2 separate regions of the Homo sapiens genome follow, and region 2 is linked to region 1. Evidence: read pairs that join two places in POLR2A ChIA-PET (ENCODE). Cell type or tissue: PC-9. All regions are shown on one strand. Each heading gives the region's core, and the rest is flanking DNA. Links, peaks and the distances in the headings are about the cores only.

Evidence for each region. ChIA-PET counts read pairs that join two places held together with the same protein. Peaks named below come from ENCODE experiments on the same cell type or tissue, not always from the same donor. Only the 100,000 strongest peaks of a DNase experiment are listed, where the experiment ranks them.
Region 2: POLR2A ChIA-PET joins it to region 1 with 7 read pairs; 3 of 35 experiments call an interaction of 5 or more read pairs at or near these places.

The regions. Positions count from the first base shown.
Region 1 is chr6:107,566,411-107,582,872 of GRCh38, forward strand. All of the region lies in intron 4 of SOBP (sine oculis binding protein homolog), which reads left to right. Among named protein-coding and RNA genes, the nearest start is that of SOBP, 85 kb to the left of the region's middle. In PC-9, for the core only: no CTCF peak of the experiment used is centred there; no DNase peak of the experiment used is centred there.
Region 2 is chr6:107,498,073-107,514,534 of GRCh38, forward strand. SOBP (sine oculis binding protein homolog) reads left to right here. Exons shown (of 7, transcript NM_018013.4): 2 at 5,585-5,723; 3 at 8,170-8,355. Among named protein-coding and RNA genes, the nearest start is that of SOBP, 16 kb to the left of the region's middle. In PC-9, for the core only: no CTCF peak of the experiment used is centred there; a DNase peak (open chromatin) is centred at 8,279.

The sequences.
Region 1 (16,462 bases), core at 4,503-9,502:
ACCAAGACTTTAGAAAGGGAAGGGAGTAGAGTGAAGTTGAAGACAGAAGATGTTACTGTGTATTTTAGCCAGGCTCTTCAGGAAAGGGGGCTGGAATTGGAAGCAGAAAGCAGTGAGAACCAAGGCAGCTTTGGGCTTGGCTTCTCTCCACCTCTCCTTCTCTCACGGTGTCTCTGATTTTCTCTGGCTGTCTGCTCCATGTTTTTCTCGCCATCGACCAGACCAGATTTCTTTGCATCCCTATAGCTCATGGTCTTCATCACTTCAACATGTACAAATCCATCATGGCCTCTGCAGTGCCTCTCAACATTGTGTCCTCTCAGTTCAGCTCCCATTCTCACCTGCTGCAGTCTCTTGGTGTATTCTAGCTTACGTTCCTGAGGGAGGAAATCGGACTGAAGCTGTACATCTTCTTGCAACAGGGTGTGTCATGGGTTGCTGGACACCTTCTCTAGTAGCTGCCCTTGGGTCATGTGCCCAACCTTGGTCCAGTCAACTCAGACCAGATCATGTGGTACAAAAACATGGCTACACAGTTCCTGAGGAGGGGGTGTGTCAGGCAGATACCTGCAATGATCTCTCTGCACAACATTTATTACAGACATTTAGTGTAACATTGAAGTCCATTACACAGCATTTATTGAGCACATATATCAAGCACTATGCTGGACATCAAGGGTGATCAAAAGTGCTGAGTCTTTCCTGTTTTAGAAGGACTCACTTTTTTCCTGCATTTCTTATTTATATAGTAAAGAAGGAAGGAAAAAATGACCATGACTAGAAGTAGAAAAGAAATAGCAGGAAGCACATTGGGAAGACGGACACATTTTCTTCCTCTTCAGTCCTGCTCCTTGAGTGTGGAATTGAAAGATGGACATATCTTTAAAAATTATTAAAAATCCTTATTGAAATCTTACCTATGGTACTCAGCTAAAATCCCATGTCCTTCTGACCACTCTAGCCTATGAGGATGGCTCTATTTCACTGCCTTGGCTAGCAGGGCACATATTTAAACCAGCATCTGCCACTTATTTACTCTATTTTCCATTAATGTGTATATACCTAATCTTAACCAGGCAGAAAATTCCTTGAGAGAAGTCACCAGAGCTCATGTGTGTCTTTCCCATAATTTCCATAGTTGGTATTCTGTGAGATAAAATGAATTCAGAATACTGGAAGAAGTTCCTCTAGAAAGAGACTTGGCTCCTGATTGAATATACTTTGTATTAAAATGAAATCCACTTCCAGAATTTTGTGTGTAAAACATGTAGGAATTTTGATGATACAAAATAAAATAATAGTACTTGAAATGCCCCCAGAATACAGACTTTGAGGAAGTCATTTCTTGATCCAATAAGGACATGGTGTAGAAAGCAGCTGCTTATACCTGGGTGAGCCATAATGCTAAGGTGTGTCTTTGCCCTGGGAGACCTGGAACAAAGGGAGTTTCCAAGGAGAGCTAGAAAAGGGACTCTGAGAGTAGCCCAGAGAATCTTCCCAGCTCCACCTTTTCTGGCTCCAGAGTGGGTGTGTGGAAGAAGGGGCAGTATTTAAACTCAGCTGGCTGGTTCCCTTGTAACCTTGTTAAAAGGTACGTTTTAAGAACCTGGGACTTTATCCAAGTATGTAATATGTCTTTCCCTTAGGTTTTTATATACTGCTTAGAAATCTCCATTAAGAATTTCAGCTGTACCAGTAACAATGATCACACACTATTGTTAATAGATAGGGTTAAATGGCGAGAGTCATTTCCAATTATTGACTCCATTGTATTTTCATATATTTCAACTCATTAAGAAAAAAAAGAGCCACCACAAAAACAAAACAAAGAAAAATAAACCTGGACAATGCTAGTGCTCAACAGTGGGAAACACGGTCAAGTTGCCTGTGGAGTCCTTACAAAACACAATTTTAAAAATATGTATTTTATTGTTTCTAGAAATTTGACAAACTAAAACCATATTGAAGATGAACAACGGACTCAAATGAGCCAAAGCATGCCTCAGGCAACTCTAAGCTTCCCACCAGTTTGGGGCTAACTCCCATCACTCCAAACTTTTGTGAGAGTATATGATTCTGAATAGCATGGAAACTAGATCACAGGTTCTACACACAGAATAAATTAGGTTGGGAGCAACACACACATCAGCATTATTAAGCCTGCTGCTCCTCTGCTACCTCTGATGTTGCCCAGACGAAAGGGTTAGGAGGGGAGAGATGTGTTGAATGAGAAGGAGCTGCCAGTCAATAGGGACACTAGTGGGTATTGTGGTGGATACCTTCTGCCCTTTTCCTCAGGTACTCTAACCCTGTATCTTATGAATAATCCTATATTGTAATTCTTATTCTGTGCCTTCGGTCAGATCACCTGGCTACCTCTTGGTTTCTTCATTTTTGAAACAAGAAGATGTTATCACTCTCAGCAGGCTGAAACAGACTGAGAGAAACCTTCATGCATTGACCCTGATAAAACCGGCTTTATTAACACAATCTTTACACTCCCACACTTTTTTATTAACGTATATAAGGCTAATAAAAAAGAAAGAAAGATCCGTGATTGGAAGTGAGAAAGAATTTTTATACCACTCTTCTTACCTGGAAAACAGTTGTTTTAAAAGAGTTATTTTAAAAATCTATTTGGGGGGCAGGTAAAGGAAGAGTGGGAAAAGAAGAAAGGTCAGAACAATCCACCACTTTACCCCTTTAATATCCCAAATATACAGGGAGTTCTGAATCCTGAGCAGTATCAGATTTTGCTTTTGGAAACACTTAGGAAGTGAAAATGATGCCAGTGACTCTCTAAGGGCAGTGGCATCCCACTGCAGAACAGTAGGCTGCAGGCTTCAGGATAAGACAAAAATAACAATTTCATCACTATCCCCTACCAAGGCAAATCTGAGAAATTTTGCTGAAATTGTTTTTCCATGTAAATTTCAAACGTTCTGAAAAATAAAGCACCAGTGGATACAGGCAGAGGTTTCCCAGAGGGCATAGTGCATGTGGAAGGGAAGCCCATTCATTGGACCTGAAACCACAGGATAAAGGGGGGTGAAATAAAGGCTGGCTGAGAGTCCCCACCTTCCAGAGCTGCCTTTGTTGCAATGAGTGTGAAGCACACGCCTCAACTTTTCGTTACTTTGGCTTTTTTTGGCTAGTGTTGCATCTTATAAGTCACAGTCTAGCTTCTCCTGTCCGTATTTTTACTGCACAGAAGGTTTCCCAATTTGCAAGCGTTTGCAGCACGGCTGGGCCCGGAGATAAAACAGAATGTGTATGTAGTACAGTATGCATTCAACTGATGCACAAGACTCTTTCCACCATATGTGCAAAGTAGTGTGCTTTTCACTCGAGGTGCCCCTGCCAAAATTGCCAGGAGCACATGAATAAGTGGAGGAGAAATGCCCTGTGCGTAATGCAGCTCCAGGCCTCGCCCCACCTGGGAAGGAAACCCATGTGTTCTGCAGCCGCCTGCATTCTCACCCCCCTTTGCAGCCCATCTCTCACATTGTTTTATGCTTACCTTTACACAGCTCGAACCTCATCCTTCTCCCTCAACTGGGGCCCATGATGCTAGCCATTGTGAAGGGCAGGTGTAGGGTCTCAGTTGCCCTTCCAGGAAGAGAGAAGTAAGGGTAGTTAGCACTTATGCTAATGAGAATAACGGGACTGGTTAAATACTCATCAGTTACAGAGGAATACCACTGGGTGAGAGCAAGTTGGTGTTTTTTCCTTCCCCTTACACATTTATTGTCCTTCGTCTCCTGCAAAGTGTAGCTTACCAAGCATTTTTATTGGAAAGTAATATTGGTCTGGTCTTTGTGGGTAAATCTTCCGGTGGAACATCTTTCATGATGAGATTTATTTCATGATAAGTTTTTAAAAAGAGTGAAGGCTATAAAAGAATTGTACTTTTCACTCACCTCTTTGAATCTATCTTAATCTCCTTGTATCTTTTAGCCTAAATCAATCAATCTAGGGAATTTTTACCTTGATATTCACTGCCTAAAAATTGAATCACCACCTTCCTTGGCTTTACTGAAAACTTGATGTTTATTTGAAAGCATACAGTATTTTTGATTCAAAAGTTGTCAGTAGGACACACAACTCAGAATCTTTTGTTGAGTTTTAACTATTGGTGTTACATGGTGGTTACAGCCACGCTCTCATTCTACCAAGTGTGGGTAACAAGTACGAGCCCCGCTTTATGGATGGGAAACCAAGCCATGGGGCAGCCACTTCCTTTCACCTGTCCTTTCATTCTTTCAGCCACCAGTCTGGGAGGTAGGGCTTTTCCACCCACGGGCCCTGCAACAGGGTATGCCTGGCAGAGAGGAGAGATTGATCCACATTTGGTGAAGATCCACATTAAGTGTAATAGCAGTGCTATCACAATCCATTGTAAATAGGTCCATATCTCAACTTTCTTCCTTGACTTTATTTGAATTACTTGTAAGCTTTCTCCCTCAACATATTAACAAATAACCTTTGGGCCAATAAAAATGCAATTTTTGTGCTTACGGTTTTCGTGAATGCGAAGGGATTTGCTGTCCTTGACGGTATTCATCTAGAACCTAGAACAACGCAAGACTCTGTAGGCCACTTGCATCTACCACACCTCTCCTGATCAGTGGATCTGGGGAATTCCTTGCCTGGTGAGGGTACACTTGGAGTGTCAGGGCTGTTGGACTTTGGCATTGTTCTTTGTTACTGTGGGGTCTGGTAGAAGATGATGTATGTCACAGAGGAAAGATATAGGAGAAATATGGCAGATAATGCCCTGTTCACTTGGAAATCTGGGTGGCCAGAGAGACAGTTGTGCCAGTGGGTGCTTGGTGACAGGTGAGGATGATGTGTTCTGGAAGAGTCAAGGAAAGGAAATGGTAGGGATGATGTTGAGTTGTCCAGGAAACCTGGCTAACCATCCATTGTGTCCCTGTTGGAATCTCCATTACTAAAGGGCAGGGGCCAAAGGAGAAATGTCCTGCATTTTATCAAATTCAGTGTAGAGCGGCAAGGCTTCTTGCGGCCCTGGAGAGCATCCTTGGCTGAGGAGAAGCCCAGTCGGAGCCTCCCCTTAACGCCTGAGCTTTGGATGACACATCATCACTTTGCAATGGTGGCAACAGTCACACTGGAGCTTGATTCTCATTCATTTGGTAATTGGTTATTTCAACACAAACTGTGACTAAGGAACATGATTACACACCTGTCAGCCATATGACGGGGAAGAGAGCTGTCTGTGAGCAGAGGAAGAGGCCTCGTTTCTACCGGGGTCTCCGTGGAGTCTTTTCCATCAAAGATGTCATTTTTCATTTTAACCTCGAAACAAGACATATTATAGCTACTGCCTTGTCTATATCATTTATAGGAATCGCTGCCACAGATGCTAATCTAAACTAATACAATTTCATTTTGATTATATCTTTGTAAGCATCAGATTCTAGTGCACAGGAAGGCAGGATGTAATATAAAGAAACAAATGAGCATAAACATTATGTGGTACCTGTGGAGCAGCTTCCTGTGACAAGGCAAGGGACGAGGAGAAATAGCAATTAAGATGTTTTGTACAAGGAGAACATTTTACTGTAAGATGAAATAAATCGGTAAAATAAAAGAAAGCTTTTTCAGGTTGCACAGCTGACTCAGGGAGGGGAGTTCTCACTTATGCAGAAGAAATTACCAGGTGATGGAGAATCATGTCTAAGGATTATAAATAAGAGATGATGTTTCAGAAAGATAAGGGTGGACACATTTAAACAAAACCAAACCCTGAAGATAGCAATTTTGAACTGAATTCTAAAATGAAGGAGGACCTAATAAATCTGGCAACACTTAGTTAAAAAGAAAAGCCCTAGCCTTTTGAATAAGAAAATAATAGCTGCAAATTTGCACACTTTTTTTTTTTTTTTTTAAGGCAGAGTTTTGCTGTATCGCCCAGGCTGGGGTGCAGTGGTGCGATCTCAGCTCACTGCAGCCTCTGCCTCCTGGGCTCAAGTGATTCTTGTGTCTCAACCTCCGGAGTAGCTGGGACTACAGGTGCCCACCACAATGCCCAACTAGTTTTTGTATTTTTAGTAGAGACAGGATTTTGCCATGTTGCCCAGGATGTTCTCAAACTCCTGAGCTCAAGCAATCCACCCACCTCAGCTCCCTAAAGTGCTGGGATTACAGGCATGAGCCACTGCACCTGGCCTTAATTTGCACACTTTCTCGAAATGGTGAGCCAAATATCAGATTGTTCAGAAAATCTCCCTGTCGTTTATCTTTTCTGCTCCTCTCTGTCTTTGGTGAGGTTACTCAGTGTGTGGATTACAATGTATGTGTGCCCAAGCTCTGCTGAGCACTGAGCACGTAAATCAGCAAATGATAAAGGTGTCCTCTGTTATTGAGTTAGAAACAAAGTTTACGTAGGGTGAAGTTAGTAGCTGGAAAATAAGGAATTGAAAGAGGTGACATAAATGGTAATCAAGGGAAATAACACTAAAATCATAGTTTGAGTTATTTGGCAGAGGTATGGTGAAGGCCATGGAATTCACCATACTGCAGTGCCCACGAATCCTGGGCTGCTCACGCGGGAGCCCCTTGGTAAGTGTGGAAAGTTTGTTGACCGAGATGCTGCTCAGGACATACCAGGAGTGAAGACATACAAAGGAAACAAAACAATGCCTTTTTTGAGGGAGCGAAATGGATAGTCAGATGGCTGAAGAGAGATAGAAGTGGTCGTTAAGTACTGATTGTGTCCAGATTGTGTAGAGGGTTAGGATCCTGATTAGTGGGTGTGTTTGTGCATTTCTAAAATTCCTCCAGCCTTTGGCAGTGTCTTCTGATTGGCATTTGCAGTGGGATGCTGGGCATACCCTTATAGTTGCATGCAATTTAATTTTAATCAAGACTTTAATGATAAGAAAAGATAGTGAGTCCCTATTGCCTTCTTGCCAGCTGAGGTTTTTTTTTTTCTCCAGAAAAGAAAGCAGATTTGTGAAATTTAAGTAACTGTCATATATTGAGTACTTATTCTGTGCCAGGCATTGTGTGGGGCACTGCGCCAGGCATTGTGTGATGGATTGTCTCATTTAATCCTTGCAACAAATTTCTGAAATGGATGTTGTGTACCCCATTTTGCTGATGTTTAGGTTCTCCTTTTCTCCATCAGTGGTGGCACCAGGAATCAAACTTGGGTTGGAGTGGCACCACATGGCCCTCCTCAACCCTTTCTGTACTAATGTCCTCAACTAAGTGGGCACATGGGGTGCTCAGCCCTTAAGAATTTGCTCTCACTTTTTCTTGCTTTTTACTTCCTTAAAATTCTTGCCTGCTAACAAGAGTATTTTCTACTTCCTGCCTTTTGTAGTTTACTTTTATTTACCGCCATAAAATTATAATTATTTAAACATCTAAGTTTTAAACAGGCTATAAATATATGATCTTTGACACTCCAGATTGTGTATGAATAGAGCTTTCAAGGGACCATTTGCTTTACTGTTATCATTGAACTTAAAAAATTAAAATGTATGGAGCATGTGGGCTGAATACCATTCATTTTAGGCGCTTCATTATTCAGTTGTCTACTACTGCCTGGCACACAGTAGATGCTCAATAAGTGGAGAACAGATGAATAAGTGAATGAATGGAGACCTAAGGAAAACATTACTCAAGTGCCCTTGCCCCACTGTCTACATTCTTTGGGGCCGCAATGACACATATAGTGCATCCTACAGTTTATGGAACCAGTCAAAACATTTTTTTAACTCAAAGGCAAAAGTCTTTCATCCCTTAAGACAAAGAAATGACTGAAATTTCTTTGTTATACTAGGATACTTGACTGCATGTAAACATTGCCTGTTTTTATTAAGAAGGGAAGGCTAATATCAATAACCTTATGAAATGATCATTCTTATTCCCCTTTTACTATTTTCCACATCAAAGAATAACAGCTTTCTATTCTGTGATTAGGCAAGAACCATAGGAAGAGGTTTATGAATCTAGAATCCCATGTCCTTGAGAACATGTCTCAATTTGTCTAGGAGCCTGAGAAAAGATTTGAGCTGACTCTTACTTTGATTATGGGATCACTAAAGATCCCATAATCTTTCATTTGTGGGATGTGCACATGAAACTGGAATTTAAGAGATTTCAAAATGAGTGAGCCCTCTGGTGAGAAGTCTGTCAGCTTCAGGGATGTCTCCTTCCCCATCTCTACGCAGGGTTTCTCACGCTGAATCACAGGACTCCCCTGGCACCACTCCTATTTCATCTGCAGCCACCATCCTCGTTCTCCCATCCTTGCCTCATCTTGGTCCCATACCCCAAGTCCAGAACACATGGAGAGTCCACCCTGCCAATACTGGTGGGCCTAGGATTTGGGTCTGCTCAGCCTTTGGCCGTGTTCCTCAGCCTATGAGATTGGCTCTCAGCTTCCCCCATGAGGTGCCAGCTCCCTCACCACCCCTCCGTTTCAGCTGTGTTGGACACCAATAATTTACCACGAAGGGGAGAGACCAGAGGGCGAGTTACCTCTCACCCACAAGGACCTGCAAGGATGTGAGGGTTTGAGCCACAACTTCTCTGCCTTCTAGTAATCCCTGCGGTTTCTGCCACTCATTGTCACCATGCTGCTTCTGCCCACTGTGCTCCTGGGGCGCACGAGCAGTGTGGCATGGGGGTTGAGATCTGCACCTGGTGTCATGACACCTGCATTCAGAGCCCAACTTTGCCTTTTATGGGCTCTTTGGTCTTAGGCAAGTTGCTTAACTTCTCTACACTTCAGTTTCTACACTGGCAAAATGGAGGTGGTGAGTAATAGGGACTTCCTAAAGGTTTAGGAAGCTTTAATGAGCCAAAGTCTGTAAAATGCTTAGCACAGGGTCTGGCACAGGACAATCATTAAATCTTATTATTATTGTCAAAGTGGCTTCTATATTGAATTTTCTTCCTTTGTTCCGGATGACAGCTCCATGAAGTAGTCACTGAGTTGGAAGGTTCTGGAATTGGTGATGCCCTCCCCAGTGGGGTCCAGCCTTCATACAGTGGGGTTTCCAGTCATCTCTGAGATGCCATCTAGAGCAACACTGGGTGGTTGAGAGACCAAGGTGCAGAGGAACTGGGACAGCTTGGAAATGTTGGTAGCTAGAAAGGTTCAGTGAGGGAGGGAATGGAACAAACAGAAGGGGTGGGGCTGCTCACTGTGCAAGGCAGAACCACATATTATTTTTCTCAGTTTACACTAAGAAGGGAGAGGTTGTGGAAACGCAGGTCACTTTTTGTCTTCCTTCACCTGGGCTTTGACCCCAAAATACACCTCCTGGAAATGTAATAATAATAATAATAAGAAGAAGAAGACAGGGTGACAGAGGAGCAAGAATTAACTAAAATTGTCATCCAGAAATGAACTTCAACTTGATACTCAGCTGTTGGCTTCAACAGGCGTGTCCCTAAACCCCAGTCAAATTCTGCCGAAATGATTATCCCCTATTTAAGCATGCCACAATCCTACTTTTTATTACCTCAATTCATCATCTGCAGAATGGCTGGGGTTTGAAACAAAGACTCCAGAGAGTGTCGTTGGAGCAGAGGTCATTATTTATGAAGCCTCTTCACCTCCATCTTCGCATTTGGCTCCTCAGAGAGGCTCATTGGTCCTGGCTTTGGAGGCAGTGTAATTCAGATATTTTTCTTCCTTAAGTCTGATAGCACCTCCGTTAACAGGTCAAGTGGCATGTGGATCATAATTGGAGCTGTCAGGAGGACCATCCTGCCCAAAATCATGTTTGAACTTCACAGTCTGAAAGACCCAGGGATGTGTCGCCTCATCTTCCTCCTTTGCCTACATCCACTGGCAGAAGTTGCAGTATTGCTGCATATCATTTATGTGGCTAGCGCACAGTAAAAGTCAGGATTCTGTCCTCGTCCTAGGCTTTCTCCTTCATGTTCAGGCTGATTTTAGATCTTTACATATATAATACTCATATTTCTTCCTAAAGAAATCTTATCTTTAAGACAAATTATATTTTGGACAACATTATGCAATGCTGACTGTAACACTGTCCCAGGCCAGAGCAGTGACCAGGGTGGGATACTTTCCTATGTCTGTCCAGAATAAAGACCTGAGTGGCAGGACCAAGGCCATACCCATGAAGGATAGTCAGCTCCAGCCAGGCCGAGTACACAGATCAAAGGGCCAGGGCAGGACCACAGTCAGAGTGAGGGTGGTGAGCTGGGAATGGTATGGAAGTGGGCTCAAGCCAAAGCTGCAGGGAATCAGTGGCAAGAGTGCAGGGTGATGGCTGGGAATGGCTTTGAAGCATCTGCAGCCCTGCTTTGCTGGTTGGTGGGCACCTGGGGGATGAGGTAAACTGAGGCTTAGCATATGGACGGGCCAGAACAGATGTAGGCAACCCTGGTTATACCCATACCCTGATTATAGCATTTCTGTGGTTGCTGGTGGAAGAAAAGAAAGTTAAATTCATCTGAGTGCTGAGCTCTTGTCACAAATAACAATTGTGACATCATGTCTTTGATAAGTATTGCTGTTAGTTGAGAATTTATAGTTCTTGACCTCAGGATTAGTAACTAATTCACGGACACCATTTGTTTCAATTTGTGACTCATAGCTATCCATGACTACCCTCACCAGCATATGCCCTGTGAGTTATTTCTTCCAGAAGCAGTGAGAGATGTGCACTGATTCATCTGCATCCTTTCGCATGTTTTCTGGTGTCTGTCTCCCCTTTGCCAAGACCTGTACATGTGTGACATGGCAGGTCATGACGAAGGGTGTGTTCTGTGACAGTGACATAGATCAAGCTAACTCACTCAGGGCAGTGACCTAAGCTCTTGCTTTGTGCTCCCACCAACTTGAGCTAATTAGCCATCGACCTGCTCAGAGCTACATTATTGTACTTCTGTCTCTATTATTCCTAGGAGTGGAGGGTGTTGTGGACAGAGCAGAGGCTGGCCAACTGGCTTTTGGTGCTCCACCCCCTCATCCCCCAAAACAATCACCACAAGGTGGGCAGGTTTCTCAACAAGGCACATCCAGGGACTCAGTTTCACTGATTGGTCCAGGGATATCCACTGCCTTGATGAACTGACTCATGTTGACCAAAGTCACAATCTGCATTTATATACCGAATGCCAGGAATACAGGAGACAAGATAGCATGAATGCCCCTTGTAGTCTGTACAGCATCACCTACAGGATTAATAAAAAATTGTATCATAATATTGATGATGTTTTTAGAAGTCCACAAAGGAGATTGCTAAAGGACCTGCAGAACTGAGTGAGTTTGGTAGGATGTGTCTTTTCTGGTATTGAGAGGCCTAGGTGTCATACTCGATGATCTGAAGTTTATTTAGTAAGAATTAGATTAAAGAAGTTGGTTTTGCCGGGCGTGGTTGCTCATGCCTGTAATCCCAGCACTTTGGGAGGCCGAGGCAGGTGGATCACGAAGTCAGGAGATCAAGACCATCCTGGCTAACACGGTGAAACTCCATCTCTACTAAAAACAGAAAAAAATTAGCCAGGCATGGTGGCAGATGCCTATAGTCCCAGCTACTCGGGAGGCTGAGGCAGGAGAATGGCGTGAACCGGGGAGGCGAAGCTTGCAGTGAGCCGAGATGGCGCCACTGCGCTCCAGCCTGGGCTACAGAGCAAGACTCTGTCTCAAAAAAAAAAAAAAAAAAAAAAGAAGAAGTTCGTTTAAGTGTTGAAGATGTTGGAGTACCATCTTTCACAGGCTGTATCAGAGACCTACTGACGCTGCTTCTGAAGCTGCAGGGAACCCTTTTCTTGGGCTCTTTGCAGACTGCCTCTTCCCCCACCCCGCACCCTCCCTCCCTTCCCCCCATTCTGTTATATTTGTCATTAAACACTCTCTTTTCCTAATTTTCTTGGTATATTCAATCTTGGAGTGCTAAAACCAAAGAAAATTTGAAAATTTCCCTTAATAACATGTTTTTAAAATGTAATGACACCAGTATTTTCAAGTTATTGTACACAATTTACCTTTGCCACCAGCACATAGGTGGGAGATCATCAGTGTGTGGCATGGGGATTCTGGAGCCAGACTGCCTGGGTTTGAATCCTGGTTCTACCACTTGTTAACTGTGTGAGTTTGTGTAAACTCCATAATGTCTCTGTGCCCCAGCTTCTTCATATATAAAATGGAGATAATGATAGTACCTACTTCATAAGTCATTTCTTTCCTTGATATATGTATGAGTGTGTGCATTAAATGAGTTGATACATATAAAGCACTTAGGATGGTGTCTGGTACGTGCAAGAAAAGCTGTAGAAATGTTAGCCATTATTATTAATCCCGGATAATAACCAGAACAGCATCTTAATCTGGTTAGTACTGTGTTTTTTAATCCCATTTGAGGCCGGGTTATTTCTGGGGGAGGCATCCTGTAGATAGTGAATCTCCTCTGTAACATCTGGATCCTTTTCTAGCCTTACAGATAGGGTCCTGGAGTACAGCCCTTGCCTGTTTCACATTTTCTCTGATTTCTCAGGTCCATCATGAGATCTGCATATAATCATATGAGCCCAACCCCCTTCTGCCTAGTGATTTCAGAGAAAAGGAATAAAAGGAGTACCTGAAATGCCTAGATTAGGTCTATTAATTAAGGATTTTGTGGGTGCCAACCAGCAGCAAAGTGGAATCATTTGTGTTTCCCTTCCTTTTGTTTCCCCTCACTGTGTCCCTGGGTAATAGATGCAAATGACTAGTGAAAAGCCAAAAGGCAGGCAGTGGGCGGAGGAAGAAAGTGGGGGAAGGGAAAGGAGCCTGGATAATCCAGTGTCGATTAAGCTTCCGGAATAATCAGAAGCTGCCTGGGGTGTGAGGTGGTGTGGCCTTAGCAGAGAATGAAAAAGAAGGGGGCTGCATGCTCCTAGCTGCTGGGCCTTACCTGTGAAATAACAATTCTTACCAAACAAAGACACTCAGGTGACCTGAGAAAGAGCCCTGCAAGATAAATGCAAAAGGGTCACCTGTCCAATAAAGGAAAAATAGATTTAAAAATAAAAAGTAAAAACAGGCATTTTCAGAACCGCTTAAGCAACTGCTCTGATTATTCCAGACACAGTTTTAATGTGCTGGGATGAACATGATATATTTTAGTTCATGTGGAAGCTGTATTTCAGGCTGATGTGGAATCTGTTGCCATAACTGTCACGCAATCCATTAGGGCCCCTGAGTAAAGGCAGCCATTAATCAGGCACGAGATCAGCCCCATAGCCTCACATGCGTGCGGCTCTGAGGGGCCCTGACCTGACATCATTTAAGGAGATTCTCATGGAGGCCATAAACATGATTCGATTCCCATTATCTTCATGTTGCATATTTGTTACCATTACTCTTTGAAGACTCCAAATTGGATGTTAAAAATTTATGATATATATAAAGGTTTGCATGGAGTGAAAAAATAGCTGCAGCAAATAAGTCCATCTCATCCATCAGAGGTGTGTGAGCTGTCAGAGGAGCCTGAAGAGCTATGGAGAAAGCCTGTCAGTTAGCCAGTTAAGGAGGATGGAGAATTAGGAGGGCCTTCTCTGGGCAAACAGCTTTTCCTACAGCCTACATACTAAATGGGAATTTAAATACATTTGGTTAAAAGAACAAAGTAAAACAGCACCACTGCAGAAATCCCCATAGACAGTCTTCGACAAGCAGGTGAAAGGGAGGGCAAGGGATCCTTAGGCAGACATTAGTAGTAATGTGAATGGAGCAGATGCCTGGGTCCAGAGATGGATGTTTCTGGGTTACTGGCATATCTCCAGAGCAGAGAATCTGATGCCAGGTGGGAGCCCTCTGTCCAGGAGAAAGCCCTCCACCCAAGCTGCATGCACACATAATTTTGTTTGAGAACCATGCAACTCTCTACAATCTGTTCAGTGACTTGAATATTTGCATAGAAATAACTCGTATTTAAGGGTTATCCATTCATAGAGGTAGGCAGTTCAGAGTAGAGAAAAACAGAACATTCCAGGCCTTGGCTTAAGGAAGAATGAGAGCTAATGAATCCATTCGACATATATTTACAGGATTGTTTGTTATATAAGGGACTTCATACATAATGCATGGTCTCTGCCGTCAAGGAGTTTCAGTCTGGTAGAGGAAATAAGACATGGATGGTAACCAAGGAGTCTCAGACAGACCTGGGACTCTAGGAGAAGGTGAGATATCAGAAACAGGGAACAAGGTGCACAGTTGCTTAATCTAATCAAGGAATGGACTTTTGAGGATGAGAATTTGTTGGGCAAAGACCAGAGGATCAATTCAACAGGGACGTGGAGGAGAGAAACGTGGGGCAAAAAGATGATTGGCCAAAGTCCAAATTGAGTGCAAGATCTTCTGTGAGGCCAAGACCATGGTATCTAACCAAGTAGGAGGAGCAGGTGTTGGGCAGAAGTGCATCGAATAGTTGGTGAAGGTCTAGGTGTGAGGCAGGTGTGATCAGATAGCTCCAGGAGAGCCGTGCTGAGACTCGGGTATGGAGAAGACTCCTGAGGTTCAGAGGCAGAACACTCAACTGGTAGGGACTGGAGTGTAAGGCTGAATATCCAGCGATAGCGTTAAAGGATAGAAACCCATTCATTTATTCATTCGCTCACTCGGTCATTTATGGAACCCTTATAATATGCCAGGCACTAGTCCAGGATCTGGACATTTGAAGCTGGTCAGAACGCAGTTTCCACACTCAAGGACCTGTTTGATTAGTGGGAGAGGCAGACACACACATGGTCATAATGCAATGCAATAAATTGGTGTGGAATGGAAATACAGGGACAGAGGGTGCAGAGCTTAGGCAAGGACCAGGAGGAAGAGTCACTGATGGCTTCCTAAAGGAGCTGCAGTCTGAACGAAGGCTTAAAGGTCACATAAGGATCTGCCAGCAGAAGGAGAGATGGAATCTAGCTCCACCAGAAAGAATGGGAGTGAAGGACAGGAGACCCAGTTGAAGGGCACTAAGAATTCAGACCCGAGGAGTTGGGCCACTGAGATGAGCTCAACAGTGCAGTAACTCCAGGGGAGGCAGGGAGCTACTCTGAAGACCTCCCTATGTTGTTCCCACCAGAGGCAGGAGTGGCTGAACAGAGATCCCAGGTGTCTGTCCACTGCAGGACAAAGAATCAGTGCTGACCTTTAGTTCAAGTTCACAAAGACATTCACAGCATACTGAAAGGCAGTGTGTGATAGCTGCTGTTTATTCCTGAGCTTCCTCAAGAGAACGTGTGGATGCATTTGAGAAAGGAAGGCTAAACCAGAAACGAGATTTCAGAAAATGAAATTCCATGCGTTTTCAGAGCAGTGTCCCCATGCTTTTACCTTGAATTCGAAAATAAACTCTATTATTTCTGGTTCCAACAATTAGTTATAAAATATAAAATCAATGGCCCCTTTTTTCTCCTCTCCAATTCTTCAACTATACACTTATTCTCACAACTTTGAGTTGAGCTGTTTTTGGTGTTCTTAAGTCCGGTAAAAATGCCACATGTGTGAGCTGACATGTGCTGCCTCTGCTGCAGCATAGGAGGGCTAAGCTTGGAAACTCTGTTGTGCTCTCCCCGGCCCTGATTCCAGGCAGAATCTTTGCTTGTTTTCAAAAGAAATCCTGAGATCACAATGACACAGAAGTGTAAACTCCCATTCATCACAGGGAGGTATTAACTCTGAAGCCTAATTATCTTTTGACTTAAATGGCAATATTGTTAACCTTTTCATGGAGTCAGAAACATCACACTTCTCTGGGGTAGGCAAGTGGAGCTATTTCTAGAATGTTCCACCTTTTCTAAAGGCATTCTTCAGAGGAGGAAGAATGCCTAGCTTGCTCCAACATGCACATGGCACCAAGACTTTGGCTCAGAGGAAGCAGTGAATTTGAAGAACTAAAGTTTGCTGTATTGTAAGAATCAAAATAAGAGAAGTGAATTAGTGCTGATTCAGAGGGAAAGAGAGGTGAATACAAAGTTTGTTTAAACCAGAGGTTTTTGAAGTAGAGAGGCAATTACTGTAAATTTCTCATATCATCTAATATTTATCTAAATGTTAGGCACAACATGAAAATGGTTACACAACTGTCAGCAAAACAGGGAAATCCGCTTGCAGTTTAACTGAAGGATTTTTGTTTCTGTTATGGCAAAAAAAAAAAAAAGAAATTTCCTTAGAATAATAGGTCAAAAATGCACCTTTGTTCTGACAATCACATTTGTAGTAAAATGCAAAAAAATAGTCTCCCATTTGCTTTTCCCTGTAGTTGGCATAAATATCTAGCACACTAGTCAGAATAAAACTGTTGAAAATAACACACAAGGAGAGAGTTAGTTCATCATGAAGTGCCTTGATGTGCCTTCTTTCAGAACTTGTCACTCTGGAAAAAAGTCAGACGTGAACACAATTCTTCTGGCCCCAGTGGATATCTAGAGCCGACAGTGGGGTGGTCCACTCTCAAGAGGCAAT
Region 2 (16,462 bases), core at 6,316-11,315, 67 kb before region 1:
GCGTTTAAATAAATATTTGTGACTGGATTAAGTGCTAAGCATTGTGTTAGGTGAGGCATAAAATGAAATTAAAGGTTCCTACCCTCAAGTAACTTACATTGTTTTTGGAATAGATGACATATTTTACTAGAACTGGGACTTGCAGTGAAAATGGGAATTATGTTTATGGGGAGGGGAAGGGCATGACTTGCCCCTCATTGGGTGAGTGATTGGGGGCTCTTTGAATACTTCCTGCTGTCTTGGGTAGAATACAAATTTGAAAACACATTGGCATTCAGTTTTGCAAGGCCTGGTATGAAAAAATCAGTATCTGTGTTTTAAAATCTACTTGTTGTTTTCAAAATAAATAAAATCACCAGTTCTTTTTGAAGATTTTGAAGTACTTGTGTTTCAGAGGTATTTTGCGAATTTGTAATTACTGCTATTTTCAGTGTTATGAAGTCAACTCTTTATTATTTACCTGGTAAAATGTTCAATCAAAAATCACGTAGTGTCATTCACAGCTCCTCAGAAAGAAAAAAAAAATCATGTAGGTTGAACTTTGACATTTGTACAGTACTTCCAGTTGAATAAGGAAGGTGTTTGATGAATATCCTGGCAGTGTAAGATGCAACAAAAATTATTTTGCTGGTATAGGAAGAACTCAGGAGGAGTAAAGACATAGTAAAATTTAGTTTCCACCTATCTTTCTGTGACCTTTTTTTGTTTTTGTTTTAATTCTCAGAAGAGATCATGCTTTCAGACTAAATGTTAGGATTGCCTTTTTTTCTTATGAACACTAGAGGTGAGAGAGGAGAATTGGAGAGGGAAGGAAAGAGGCAGGGAAATTATGTAGTAGAAGTACAAAGCAATTAGAGTCAGATGTAGTATCAAAACATTGTGAAATGAGGAGATTCCATTTTAATTGTGAATTTTGAGCACCCCTGTTAAGGAAACTAGAGGTCAATGATCAAATCCAAAGCAAGCAAAGTCTTAACGTAAGTAGATATGCCCTGTTTAGAAATCTCTTTATATATGATATTGACATTCTCTTGCATGATATCTTTGCAGCTCTTTGATTGGTCCGGGAGGTAGCTTCTTTGCAATTGCGGATACATTGGGAAGTACAGAATTTATAATAGAAAGAGACCTGGCTTAAGAATTAGAAGATATGTATTTTAGTTTTGACTTTACTAGATCTCTCATGCCTGTCTTTTACCTTCTTGATGTTCTAATTTTCTGTCGTGAAAAGAGGATGTCATATAGGTTCACCAAAAGTTTATTGTGGAAATCAAGTACCTAACACATAGGGTTATTGAAAGGATCAGGAGAATTAAAAGATATAGAAACACTGTAAAGTGCTATAAGACTATTAGACATTATTATAATTACAGTGACCTATTTTCCAAACCCAAATTGGACCACATGGTTTGAGAGATGATTTTTGTGTCACTTCCAAGGGCAAGAAGCAGTCTGCAAAATGTAGTTCAGATGCCAAAATATTGAAATCTCTGGCACATTTTGATGATTTATGGGAGCAATGATAAAATATTTGAAATAATGACTCAGTAAAATTCATGAGGTATGATCACTGTAATTATGAAATTTCTTTGCAAAAGGTATTTTATTTCTTATATAAGTAGAAGTTCTTTGATTTTACAGAATCCTAAAACTGGGAGGCACTCTTAAGAGACTCTGCTTCATTTCCTGCCCTAGGTCTTCAGGAGAAATGCTGGGTAAAGATTTTGAGGGAGGCAGATATCATAACCTGCCTTCGTTCAGTGGCTTGTTTTATTACTGAACATCCTTATCTCGAAAATCTGTCTGCATTTTAACTACTATTACCTTTACTGTTTTTCACATATATATGTATGAAACACATGTATATATATATGAAACAGGAAATGAATAACTTTTTAAATAGGAAATTCCTTTTTAAGGGATAATAGTACAAAAACAATGCTGAAAAGTAACTGTTGGAATTCTCTGCTAGAAAGACTTGAAAATCTTTATAGGCCATAAACATTAAATTCATGTCTCTTAGAATATATTATGTTTCTTCAGGCATAGTAGCTCACACCTGTAATTCCAGCACTTTGGGAGGCCGAAGCAGGTGGATCACTTAAGGTCAGGAGTTTGAGACCAGCCTTGCCAACATGGTGAGCCCCGTCTCTACAATATAGAAAAATTAGCCGGGCATGGTGGCTTGCGCCTGTACTCCCACCTACTTGGGAGGCTGAGGCACTTGAGCCCCGGAGGTGGAGGTTGCAGTGAACCAAGATCATGCCATTGCACTCCAGCTTGGCCCACAGAGTGAGACCCTGTCTAAAAAAAAAAAAAAAAGGAAAAGGAAAAAGAATATGTTTCTTGGATGATAACGTTAAAAATTTATTTTATTTACTTTGGTTTAGCACCATAATGAACTCCTGTGACATCTAGCATCAAACTTCACCTTGAAATTTAAATTTAAAAAAAATTTTTTTTTTTTGAGAAGGAATCTCTCTCTGTCGCCCAGGCTGGAGTGCAGTGGCGCGATCTCGGCTCACTGCAAGCTCCGCCTCCCGGGTTCACGCCATTCTCCTGCCTCAGCCTCCCAAGTAGCTGGGACTACAGGCGCCCGCCACTACGCCCGGCTAATTTTTTGTATTTTTATTAGAGACGGATGGGGTTTCACCATGTTAGCCAGGATGGTCTCGATCTCCTGACCTTGTGATCTGCCCACCTTGGCCTCCCAAAGTGCTGGGATTACAGGTCTGAGCCACCACACCCAGCCTTAAATTTTTAAATTTTTGATTCCTTGGAGTCCTTTGGCTTCTTCATACAATAGTGTATACAACAGAAGTAATAGTCATTTCTTGTAGCTGTACTACAAAAAATTTTGGTGTTCGTTTTCTCTCTTTCATCTTGCCCCTTTCATGAAAGCTTTGAGATTTATGGCTTGAAGTTTTATAAATCTTTGTTTTCTGCTTTTGTAGCAATATATCAAAACATTAAGGTGTTTATTTTTATTTTCCATGACAAAAAAGGGAATGTTTTAGAGTTTATTTACCCTGACATTTATAGTAACTTGAAAATCATGGAATAGATCAAGTTCATATTGATTGTTCCATGAAGCCTCTGACTTTTCAGCACAAACCGTAAACTAAACTGATGTAGTTTTGATGCCCAAATAATGTGAATTTGGTGTTAATATTCCAACTGAGGTTTCAGTTTTTACCCAAATGTCTAAAACTTCTGGATCCCATTCCTGGAACTGGTTCTGAAAGGCTGAATGGATTTGCAGCTGGACTAAAACAAATCTATATCCTTGGCTAGGGGGTTGCTCCATGATTATGCATTCGTAGCCTTTGTGTGACTTCAGAGGCTAGACAGAAACAGGAGAAAGTGGCACCCATAGATGACCGGTCTATAAAACTGGATATAGTCACTAGGATATATGTAAAAGATATTCTGTCTTGGCACAGTTTTCTTAGAGATTGGGGCAGATGGCACACAGACCAATAGGATGGCTTGCATTTGGCTTTTAATGCTGTTGGGAATTGTTTTTTTTGATGAAAAGTATAAGCCTCATCCTTGGAGATTTCTGCTGTGAGACCACTGATAGAGGACCTCTATTTGTGTGCCTAGGGATTGTCATTCTCAAGTCAGGCTCTCATCTCAGTGAAAGAAATTAGGTGTTGGGGAGACTGATGCCTCATTAAAGGGATCTCTTTTGATTGAGTGGGGCAGTGTTCAACCCAGTCCTCCTCAGTGATATTCCTAAAGTTGCTGAGCTTATTATTCATATTGATCATATCTTTGTGCATTCATGAAAAGAATATCTATTTAATGTGGACACGACCAGCCATCAGAGAGAATAAATGCCTCACTAAAGCTTGATGTGACTGACTGTTGGCCTTGCGGATGGTAACACTGAATCAATCTGGCTAGTTTTTTCTTAATTGTTAATGCACTGTACCATCACTGATTGACCCAGTTGGAGTTCAGAGCTTACGTGGGTACTAAAGCAAAAAATCTAGCATCCTGTGGGTAGTTTGAAATGCCAGGTTTGTTTTTGTGGAGTCAGTAGTGTAATGTCTTTTATTTTTTATGCTACCCCTGCTGAAATTTAAAGTCGTGAAATTCAAGAAAACACGGAACTCACACGTTGAGATTGTGCACACTCTGGCTTAGCCTTGGTGCTTTGTTTCAGGTATATAAATTATATATTGTAGTGTAATTCAGAAATGACAGCTTCTAAGAAGGATAATAAAAGATTCTTTGAGCCACAAAGAAGGTTAGAATATATAGTTTTTCTGGCTCAGCTTAGGAAGCTCGTGGTTCCCTGCGAGACAGGAATGTTTAAGGCACACATAAGCATTAAAATCATTAACACACAGAGTCTTACATCTTGTTTCCAGATATAGCAATTGATAAGGTAAAAATATATAGTCACTTTAATATGATATTAAATCTGTCCAATTATACTTATTATTTTTGAAGTATGATATCCATAACAACAGCAACAGTGATATTATCTTACATTTATGTATTGATTTATAGTTCATAAAATGTTTTCATACATTATCCCAAATGGGCTGGCTAGTAACTTTAAAGTTATTTGGTACTTTTATGTTACTTGTCAGAAGACAATCTTAGTGACCTTAGATTTTATGGAAAAAGAACCTGTCACTAATGAAATTTATAAAAAAAACTTATGTGTTGATTTTTTAAAAAAAAATTTTTTTGAGATGGAGGCTTGCCCTGTTGCCCAGGCTGGAGTGCAGTGGTGTGATCTCAGCTCACTGCAACCTCTGCCTCCCAGGTTCAAGTGATTCTCCTGCCTCAGCCTCCCGAGTAGTTGGGATTAAAAGTGTGTGCCACCAGGGCCAGCTGATTTTTGTATATTTGGTAGACAAGGGGTTTCACCATGTTGCCCAGGCTGGTCTTGAACTCTTGACCTCAAGTAATCTGTCTGCCTCAGCCTTCCAAAGTGCGGGATTACAGGCGTGAGCCACCGTGCCTGGCCTGATTTTTGAAAAAACTCTTGCAGAAGGAAAAAAATAAAAAAGGAAGACCCTTGTAACCTATTGTAACCTAGCTTTCTGTATGGTACTGTTAACAATTCTGAAATTTTTCTTTGTTGAAATTTGGCGTTATCCGCGATAAGAGTTATCTTAAGAAAACAACACCTAAATCAGAAAGCAATTTTAATTGAAATTGATCTGAACCACAAAAGGTTGTTTTCATTTTCAAAATCTTTTCTTAGCTGTTTTTGTGATTCACCTTTCAATATTTTTGTATTGATGTTGGATATAGATTTTATAGACTAATGTGCTAAAATATGACTTCCTGTTCATAGGCAACACTAACAAATATAGTTAGTCTTTTTTGTCTTATTATCTTTAAATTACAAATATCTGAAGCCCTGTCATAATTGAATGCATCATCCTAAGATTTAAAAACATTATGGTTTTGAACATGATTTGAAAAATGAACACCACACTAGGGGAAGTGAGGCAGGGCTGCAAATAAATGAGGTAGGACAAGCAGAATTCAATTTATGCATTCTTTTCAAGTAGTTATTGATTATAGAAATAAGTAGTAGCCTATGCTTCTCTTTCAGAACTTTGCAGAAAACACCATGAATGAACTCCTTGGCTGGTATGGCTATGATAAGGTTGAATTAAAAGATGGTGAGGATATTGAATTCAGGAGCTACCCTACAGATGGGGAGAGCCGGCAGCACATTTCTGTTCTCAAAGGTAATGACATTTAATGTCCTTTTGTTCATGCAAAGAAGGATTAACTATCTCAACCTGCCAGAATTGAGTTGCTTTGGGACTCAATTGAGTTGCTTTGTTGATTATGCCAATGGTTGATTTAAACATACATCCCCAATAGTGCTTTCCCATAAGCAGAATTCTGCAGAATATAAAAGAACAACATAAAACAAAAATAGACACAGCTTAATCTCCTCCCAGCAATGGGAGAACTAGACAAGGACTAGCGACCTAAGTGCCATGGTCCTGCATACAGATTTAAAGAAAGGGACAATGTTTGCTAACTAGAGTTTCCTGATCACTTTGATAGATCATCATCTGTTGGGGACTGGGGTTTCTGTTAAGTGAAATGTTAGGTTTAGATCTTCAGACTGCTAGAGAGATTCACTGTTAGTTTGGTAATCCTCCTTCCTTTTTTTCAGTGGGAAATCTAAACGGAATTACTATTTTTGTTTTGCTTGACATTTTCATTCTTTCCCTGCCCCCACGCACTTGAATAGGGTAAAAAGAGGAGTAAGAGAGTGGTAGATGATTAGAGCCTATATTACTCTTTAAGAATTTTTTAATCAAAGCCCAGCTAAAGAGTGAAAATTACAGAGCCTTGGCAGAGCTGAATTAACACTGATTCTACCAGTGGGTAACAGTGCCAGATATCTCATGGGGGAAGTCTGTATGAATACTGAATTTATGAACCTAAATTAGGAATGAGAGCTTGCTTGTCAAAGAAAAGAGAAGTATGTGAAGAAGCAGCCCATTCAGGAAACTTTAATAAAATGTGGGTAAAACAAATTATACATCATCACTGGCAATTTGATCAATATTTGCGTTGCATTCAAAATCTATTGGCATAAACTACCTGTTCAAACGTTTTATTTCCAGTCTTTAAGATAGAGCTTTCCCTTCTTATATGCCAAGCAAGGAAATGTAATTGAGCTGCCCTGCAGGCAAGTGGAATTGAATGTACATGACAAATTTTATGTTAAGCTTACTATGAAATTGTACACATCATGCTACAGAGATAGTATCATCAATTTCACTGTAAATGAAAAATGCAAGTCATGAGTTTGTATTCTATAAACTAATAGCTCATATAATACTTGGCCTAGGTAATAATCTTTGCTTCTGGGGAACATACAGCATGCCAGGATATGCTACTAGAACGAAAAAGTTGTTTTCCATGGTTGAGGTTTTTGTTCATTTGTTTTTTTAAGTGATTCACATGCAAGGATACGATGCACAAAGCTCATATCGTTGTAAGTTTTTAAAATTTTTATTTTTGTTATTTTTTAATGGGTATTATCGATACCTTGTGAAGCATCAGTTTTCTTCCCTGTTTCTTTCTCATTGGTTCATGTGATTATATTATGATACAAGTTTATAATACAGTGGGACCTAGTTACAATGCTGGAGGGCACGTTTTAGGCTTTCCCCTGGTAGCCAGAGAGCTATGCTTGCTGTATATCATGTTGTACATGGAAAAAAAGGTTAATTGCCTCTCAATTTTCTTTTCTTTCTTTTTTTTTTTCTGAGACAGAGTCTTGCTCTGTCACCTAAGCTGGAGTGCAGTGGCGCGATCTCAGTTCACTGCAACCTCCGCCTCCTGGGTTCAAGCGATTCTCGTGCCTCAACCTCCCAAGTAGCTGGGATTACAGGCGTGCGCCACATGTCTGGCTGATTTTTGTATTTTTGGTAGAGACGGGGGTCTCACCATGTTGGCCAGGCTGGTTTCAAACTCCTGGCCTCAAGTGATTTGCCCGCCTTGGCTACCTGAAGTGCTGGGATTACAGGTCTGAGCCACTGCGCCTAGTCACCTCTCAGTTTTGTTTTGTTTTGTTTTGTGTTGTTTTTGTTTTTTGAGATGGAGTCTTGCTCTGTCACCCAGGCTGGAGTGCAGTAGCATGATCTCAGCTCACTGCAACCTCGGCCTCGCAGATTCAAGTGATTCTCTTGTCTCAGCCTCCCGAGTAGCTGGGACTACAGGCACACATCACCATGCCCGGCTAAGTTTTGTATTTTTAGTAGAGACGGGCTTTCACCATGTTGGCCAGGCTGGTTTTGAACTCCTGACCTCAGGCAATCCACCCTCCTTGGCCTCCCAAAGTACTGGGATTACAGGCGTGAGCCACCTTGCCCAGCCACCACCTCTCAATTTTCTATGGAATTTTACAGTGCTAAAATTTATCACCATGATTCAACTGGAATATTAGCTATCATAGTGGAGCAAATTATAAAGGAGCCCATTGGAAATTTATGGTAACCACACTAAAAAGTTCCTGGATGAACTGTGGAGTTCTAGTACATTGTTTAAAGATTTGCAAGAAAAAATATGTTGGGTTCATGGCCATTTTACTTGAGAAAATAAGGAAAAATTTAAGTCTACTGCATTACATTCCTTGGTCACATTGAATATGATTTTTTTCTTTTACAGAAAATTCTTTGCCAAAACCAAAATTACCCGAGGACAGTGTTATTTCACCATACAATATAAGCACAGGCTATTCAGGGCTTGCCACTGGAAATGGACTCAGTGACTCACCTGCAGGGTCAAAGGATCATGGCAGTGTGCCCATTATTGTACCTTTAATTCCACCACCTTTCATAAAGCCACCAGCAGGTAAGTCACTACTGGTGTTTTCAGTGATAACAATTCATAGAAAGTTGTTTTAACCATCTTAGGAATAATTATTAAATGCTCAAGTTAACTTTGGTAGAGGCTGTTTTAGGGACCTTATAGGTAAGAAATGTTAATACAGGCATCACTTAGAGTATTACTGTTACATTAGGAAAATTTCCCTACCTACTACTACTTAGGCTATAAACTTTCAACTGACAGTAAACCTTTTCTACCACTGACTACAAAACAAAGTTATTTTCCTTCTCTGAAATCACCTGTTTAAATGAGAAAAAAAAGATAAAATGGTTTTTAAAAATAAAATATAGACAATGACTGTTTAGCAAGAAAAAAAAGTAACCATGGTTGGCTTGTAATCCCTGCACTTTGGGAGGCTGAGGCGGGCGGATCACCTGAGGTCAGGAGTTTGAGACCAGCCTGGCCAACATGATGAAACCCCATGTCTACTAAAAATACAAAAAATTAGTTAGGTGTGGTGGCGGGCTAGTAATTAGCTAGTAATCCCACCTACTCGGGAGGCCGAGGCAGAAGGATCACTTGAACCTGGGAGGCAGAGGTTGCAGTGAGCCGAGATCACGCCACTGCACTCCAACCTGGGCAACAAGAGCAAAACTCCGTCTCAAAAAAAAAAAAAAGTAACCATGGTTGAAAACTGGGTGGTGCATAAGGAGGGCCACATCTCCTCTGGGGTCTTCTGAGGAGAGGGATAGTTTTGTAAAAGGACATGAGGCAGGCTTGGTCTTCAACACGCTTTCCTCTAAATCCATTAGAGAAACCACCTAGATTAAGCTTATCCAACCCGTGGCCCAACCCAAATTTGTAAACTTTCTTAAAACATCATGAGATTTTTTTTGAGATTTAAATTTTTTTGTTTTTTGAGACAGAGTTTCGCTCTTCTCACCCAGGCTGGAGAGCAGTGGTGCTATCTTGGCTCACTGCAACCTCTGCCTCCCGAGTTCAAGTGATTCTCCTTCCTCAGCCTCTTGAGTAGCTGGGATTACAGCTGCTCACCACCACGCCTGGCTAATTTTTGTATTTTTAGTAGAGACAGGGTTTCACCATGTTGCCCAGGCTGGTCTCGAACTCCTGACCTCAGGTGATCCACCCACCTCGGCCTCTCAAAGTGCTGGGATTACAGGTGTGAGCCACCATTCCGGGCCCTAAAACAGTTTTTTTAGCTCGTCAGCTATCGTTAATGTTAATGTATTTTATGTGTGGCCCAAGACAAGACAATTCTTCTTCCAATGTGGCCCAGGGAAGCCCAAAGGTTGGACACCCCTGAAAATTACATATCTTCTCCAACAGAGTGTTTTCTAATTCCTGGAAAGCTCTCTTTGAGAGCTTTTTTCTTTTCTTTTCTTTTTTTAATGGAGATCTTTCACTTGTATGAAAATGTAATTCATTCTTATATTTCCAGAAAATTAGATGGCAGTGTATTAGATCTAGATGGCAACGGGCTGAGCATTATGTGATATTGCAAGCTGGGCTATATATTTCACACAGAGAAAGAAGTTAAATAATATTGTATCTGGCTCCCTGTAAAATGTTGGAATCATCCTAGAATGTTTAATTGTAACGCTGGTTATTTTTCTGTATGTTGAATTGAACAATGATAAATACTGAGTTTCAACAGCAGTACTTATTATAACATACTAAAGCTAATGTTTGTGTTTTTATTAGGGAAGATAGGTATTTGGTTATGCTTCCATAAACAGTGAAGAAATTTGTAGATACAAGTTCCTGGGCTTATGTTATAGATATACTTACACTGTATTCTAAGTGTTACTCTCGTTTTTCTTCATGGTTCCCGCTACATTCTTTTGCTTGGCCTGCTGCATTTTAGCAGTAAAAATGTCCTTTCAGCCTGGCACACCTGTAATCCCAGCACTTTGGGAGGCCAAGGCGGGTGGATCACCTGAGGTCAGGAGTTCAAGACTAGCCAGGCCAACATGGAGAAACCCCGTCTCTACTAAAACTGCAAAAATTAGCCAGGCGTGTTGGCAGGCACCTGTAATCCCAGCTACTCGGGAGGCTGAGGCAGGAGAATCGCTTGAGCCTGGGAGGCGGAGGCTGCAGTGAGCTGAGATCATGCTACTGCACTCCAGCCTGGGTGACAGAGTGAGACTCCGTCTCAAAAAAAGAAAAAAAAAAGTCCTTTCATATTGAGGTCTTAGATATGTCATTAAAATCCATTTACCTGTCAAAATCACTTGTAATTGTGTTTGTCTACTAATTACTAATGTAATTGGTGTATCATATAAAGTTTGCCTTATTGTGCCCCTGTTCTCCTTTGGTTGATTGTTTTGTGATACGGAGGGGTCCACATTTATTTCCCAAGGACCAAAGACATATTTTACGTAGGCCAAGTGGGAAAAAAAGGGTAACTAATTTTGTAAATGTAGAGTTTACGTTTGAATATATGCCCAGTGGCTTAGGGGAGGGGAGATGATGATGAAGGTATCAGTAAGGTAGTATGAGTAAGTGACAAGTACATGGGGTTCAGATTCAGACAGATTGGGTTCAAATCTAGGCTTTGTCATGTACCACCCTGTGAACATGGACAAGTTACATAAGCTCTCTTCACTTCAGTTTTCTCATCTGTAAAATGGGGATCCCAGCCCTACCTCATGTGGTTGTTGTGGAGATGAGATAAGAAAATGTATGTAAGGCCGGGCGCAGTGGCTCATGCCTGTAATCCCAGCACTTTGGGAGGCTGAGGCGGGCGGATCACCTGAGGTCGGGAGTTTGAGACCAGCCTGACCAACATGGAGAAACCCCATCTCTACTAAAAATACAAAATTAGCTGGGCATGGTGGCACATGCCTGTAATCCCAGCTTCTAGGGAGGCTGAGGCAGGAGAATCGCTTGAACCTGGGAGGTGGAGGTTGCGGTGAGCCAAGATGGCGCCATTGCACTCCAGCCTGGGCAACAAGAGTGAAACTCCTGTCTCAAAAAAAAAAAAAAACAAAACAAAAAAGAAAATGTGTGTAAAGCCCTTAGCATAGTGCCTGCCTCACAAAACCAGACCTTTTTTCTTTTTTTTTGCCCTAGAGTTATCATGCACATAAATTGTGCATAAAAAGGTGTGCATCCAAATGCAAATTGGTCTCTAAGATTTATTTGAGCAAAGCAAACAGCTTTAGAAATTAGCATAGCTGAGGCTAACATAAGTTTGGCATGCCAAAAAACCTGCCCTGGAGTTTCCTGCTGAGCCAGCCACGTGGAATTCAAGCACACAGCTCCTATTTAACTCTAATTCCACATCAGATCAGGAAATAAATATGCGAAGGGACAGAGGCCAAAAATTGAGCCTTGAAAGTCTTAGATGTAGGAACTCTGAGGAATTAGAAGCCAGAGTAACTGAACACCAGTGGTTTTATTGGTTTTGTGCTGTCTTCCATGGAATTCCAGGGCGCTCATCTGTTGAAAATAAAATGTAGGGAAGGACATGTTTAATTTTCTATCTCCGCTCCCAACTTTGACTCTGTCCTACTCAAGGGTTCTATATGACAAGACAAAGATACAAAAAGATTCTCTACTTTTAAGGAGCTTATTCTCTTAGTTACCAAGCAGGAACTTACAGGGAAGTTGAATTTTGATTTAGTCATACTATCTAGGGCAGGGGTCTGCAAACCTTTTCTGTAAAGGGCCAGATAGTATTTTAGACTTTTTAGACCATACTGTCTCTATCACAACTACAGAGCTCTTCTGTTGTAGCAGAAAGACAGCCATAGATAATACATAAACAAATAGGTGTGGCTGTGTTCCAATAAAGTTTTATTTACAAAAAAAACAGTGGGCAGGGTGTGGCCCACGGACATAATTTGCTGCTTGTGCTAAGGTAAGATTAGCCACAGTCTCATGATAACAGGAAGGTGACTAGAGTTTCAAAGAGTCAGGCTATGGACTTTGCCGAGGTGCAGTATGTATTTCAAGGAAGGAAGAACAGCAAGGGCAGGAAAATAGTGAGTTTTCAGGGTATTTGGTGAGCTTGACACAATATTTGTTGAATAAATGAATGAATGACTGATATTCAAATCTTATTGCACATATATAAGCATTTCACTGAGAAAATGCTAGTGTTTTGTCTGGATTAGTCCCAACCTGTTTGACCTTGACTGCAGCTTCCTTGATAGTGAAACGAGGATTCCATCACTCTTAATTATCCATGGCTAAAGTCAACAAATTATCAAAAACTTCCATCTAGTGAATCATTTTAACTCTTCCATTGCTAAAACTTTTACCAGAGTTGTGATTCAAGGTAATTGGGTTGAGATATGCTACTGTCAATTTTCTAGCTGTATGTAGGTTAATGCTGCATTCCTGTGGGGAAACAAATAAAGGGTACAGTGGCTAGGAGCAAAAGGCCCCTTGATAATCAGCCCTTGAATAATTTAGAGTTGACTGTATCATGCAAGTGCACCTCTCAAGATAGGGAAGATGAGGATCATGTGTATGCTTTGGATTCCTGTGTTAGTGTTCAAATTATTCCTATCCCATTGTAAACTGGCTATGTGAAAATGCTAATAATAATAATACCTTTCATTAAAATTTTTAGAGTTTATGAAATTTATTCACATTGATTATTTTATTTAATATGGTCTTCATATAACTCTGGGAAATAGCATATTAGATATTAAATTTAAAGAGCTGAAGTTCAAATAGGTTAAATGGCTTTTTCAAGGTCACATGGCTTCTAAGTACTTGAGCCAAGACTAGTACTAAGGTCTTCTGACTCCTAATCCAAAATTCTTTTTAATGTAAATTGCCTTTTAGCATATTCCTACAAAATTTCCCTAGATTGTATCAGAATAATAATGCCTGTTAATATACTACTTCCAGATACCCCAATGACAGGACATACACTCTCTTCCTGCTAAAAGTTACTTTTTCAAGTCCACATTTTTGGGGACACTCAATGAGTTCTTCCCTAACCCTGAGAATCTGTGGTTCTAAAAGCGTGGATGGCCCAGTAGGGGTAAAATCCTAGCTTTGTTTTACAGTTCTTGCCGTCATGAGGCGAGTTGCTTCTCTTTGAGGGTACCAGAGGGCTCCATCCAGTCAGGCACTGTTTCCCAAGCATGTGTTTCATGTGCTGGGGCAGGCTCACCACTGGATCCCATCCATGTCTTGGCAGCCAGTGGGCCCAGTGGAATACTCGTGATTGGGAACACGGTGATACTGCATTGACTTGGATTTCCACTCTCCTTTCTCACAGCTGCATACAGAATTGTGGGTGTAGCTTACTTCTGGGCCTGGAGAACTGCTCTTCTGGCCCTGCCCTCCCTTTTCTCTGGAGAAGGGGAGCTCCCGTGTCTTGGTGGTTACCACAGCATTGACCCTGCTCTGGCCACACATGTGTGCATTCATCTTCCAACTCTGTGCTGCCTTTCCCCCCACAGAGACAGCCTCTGGCCCTTGGTATGGTTTGTGACAGCACAGGCATTACTATGGTAACAGACGTGTTATAAATACAGGATAATAGCTTTGCTTTTGCTTTCCCCCTCCCCCGCCCCCATGCAGTGAAGGGAATCACCATGATCCTTAAATAATAATCACAGACTTTTTTGCAGACTCTAGGAAATGAACAGAATAAGGCTTTGCCATATAGGCAAGCCATGAAGAAAACTTATAAGAATATTAGAAAATAATAAAAGTATTGACCAACACTTTCTTTTTGTGCAAACATGTCTTTATTCTTTCAGTTTGAACAAATGTAAAAACCTCCTTCTTTGCTAATTTAAAAAATCACATCATGAACATAATCTGAAGTGGCAAAAAATATGTCAGCAAGAATTTTGAAAGATAGGTTAATTAAACGGTAACTTTGCTGTAATTCATCTCATGTTAGAGATTTTAGCATGGGTTCAACCCTTTGAGACTTCATTCGAAGATGATCATGCCTTTAAAGGGCTTGGGCATGGATTGTAAGAACTGTGCTGTAGTGAGTCTTCATTAAGATATTTGGCCTTCTCTGGTTTTAATTGAGCTTTAAATTTGGTTCCCTCCAAGTTTGATGATTGAGGTAAAGCACTCAGAAGGGATTTTGAATACATATCTTTGACAAAGGCCTTATAATGGTCTTCACTGCTTTACAAGTGTAATAGCCCTTGGCTGCATTGACTGGCCATCAATTTTCTGCAGAGGTAGGGCAGGTTTGGGTCTCCCCACCTTGTCAACTTCTGGTCAAAGTAGCCAGGGTAGACCCTGGCCCAGTTGAGACTCAGACCAGGACTTTTTCCCCTCTAGTTTTGGGTTTGCTCCATGACAACATTTTGCTCCCAAAATTTTTTTTTTAAATTAATAAAACTATTAGTGTGATTGTTTTTGTTCACAAGGAGAAGTGAAATGAAGCAACTTTTTCTAGTGAGAGCTTTCCTGCTGCAGAAAACCGTGTGTACCTAGAAAACCACATTTTAGATCTGAGTCTTTTGACAGGTTTTCCCAGAGGCTTACAACTTGCCTATTCCAAGTCCAGAATCCCTGTAAATCTCTGAATACTTTAAAATGAAATGAAATGTGAAAAAAAGAGGGAATATACTTCTCTTTATGCATTTATGTGGCAGTCTTGAATAAAGTGTCTTTTACCTCAAATGATAAGTGCCCTTATTCTCATTTCTTACCATGTTTGCACATGTGAAGTAAAAGGAAGAGCCTGTCCATACGGCACAGACAGGTTTGTGTGGAGCAACATAAGATCGATCCCCTAAAACCAGCTTGATTTCCTGTGTGCAGAAATGTCTTATCTTTCTTTGAAAACAATGACCATTTCCTGTCCTCCAGGATGGTTTGCTTTTCAGTTAGTTTTCCAAATTTGAGTTCCATTATAGTCAGGGAAATATGATATATATTTTCAGGCAAATCTTGAAATTCCTAAGGGGTTATAAGAACTGGACTCTAAGGAACCATTAGCTTAACGGAGAATATGGAAACAGTCACGTGATCTGCTAACCTCTATGTATATAGCTGAGTAACCCACAGTTAATAAGCATGTTACTTTTTGGCTCTTATAATTCTGACATGGAGTTGTACTTGCAGGGAAATGGGAATGAGAATGTGGTTTGCATTATGGTCATTATTTATTTTATCTGTTATTCAATATTCTTGGGGCTTGCATATGATGATGTGTTCCAAATAGCCATTGAGAAAACAGGATTTAATCAAAATTGCTTTGGACTTTATTTATTTGTCCAACTTTTAAAATATGATTATTAAATAAAATTACCTAGAGTTAATGGGATTTGGATGACTTACTATTTATGTACCAGATGCAATTCTCAAAAAAAAAAAAAAAAGAAAGAAAAAGAGGTTCACTGAACCCTCAGTTTTCCCAATCACTTAGGATAAGGACAGGAGGAATTAACGATGAATGGCAGAAATGTGAGTACTTAATAATGTAATGATATAATCTCATCATAGCTAATAGTTTTTGAGCATGTATTATGCTAGTAGATTTATATCATTTAATTTTCACAACTCTTTGTGGATGCTATTATTAACCTTGTTTTACAGATGAGAAAACTGAGGCCCAGAAAAGTTGAGCAACTTGCCTGAGGTTACACAGATACTGAGTGGCAGAGCTGATATTTGAACCTATACATTATGTCTCCTTAGCCTATATCCTTAACCACTGGATTATCCAAAACACTATGGCAGTATTTCAGTCAGTTAAGTATTTACTGAATGTTCCTTACATTGTGCTAGACAATACAGATGTATGTCATCATCCTTGACTACCAAGAACTTAATAGTACTGTTGGCATATGATCAAAACATCATTCTAGTTTTACCTTGGAATGTATGATATAATTTTAGTTGCATATGGAAGGTGCATGGTAGGACTACAAGGGCAATTAAAGTGGAGTAGCAAAAAGTCTATAGGCAGATAATCAAGAACTGTTATATTTATACAGTTGAGGGGAAATGGCACCTGAAACTTAATATAGGCTAGAAGATAGCAATTGAAAACTCAAATTCAAAGTGATAAAAAAAGATCCAAAATGAAACCTGAAAATGTTAGATACTATGATATGGGTCCTGCTTTATTGTTCTCTTTACAATTAAGGGTTCTTAAAAATGTGTAAGGCAC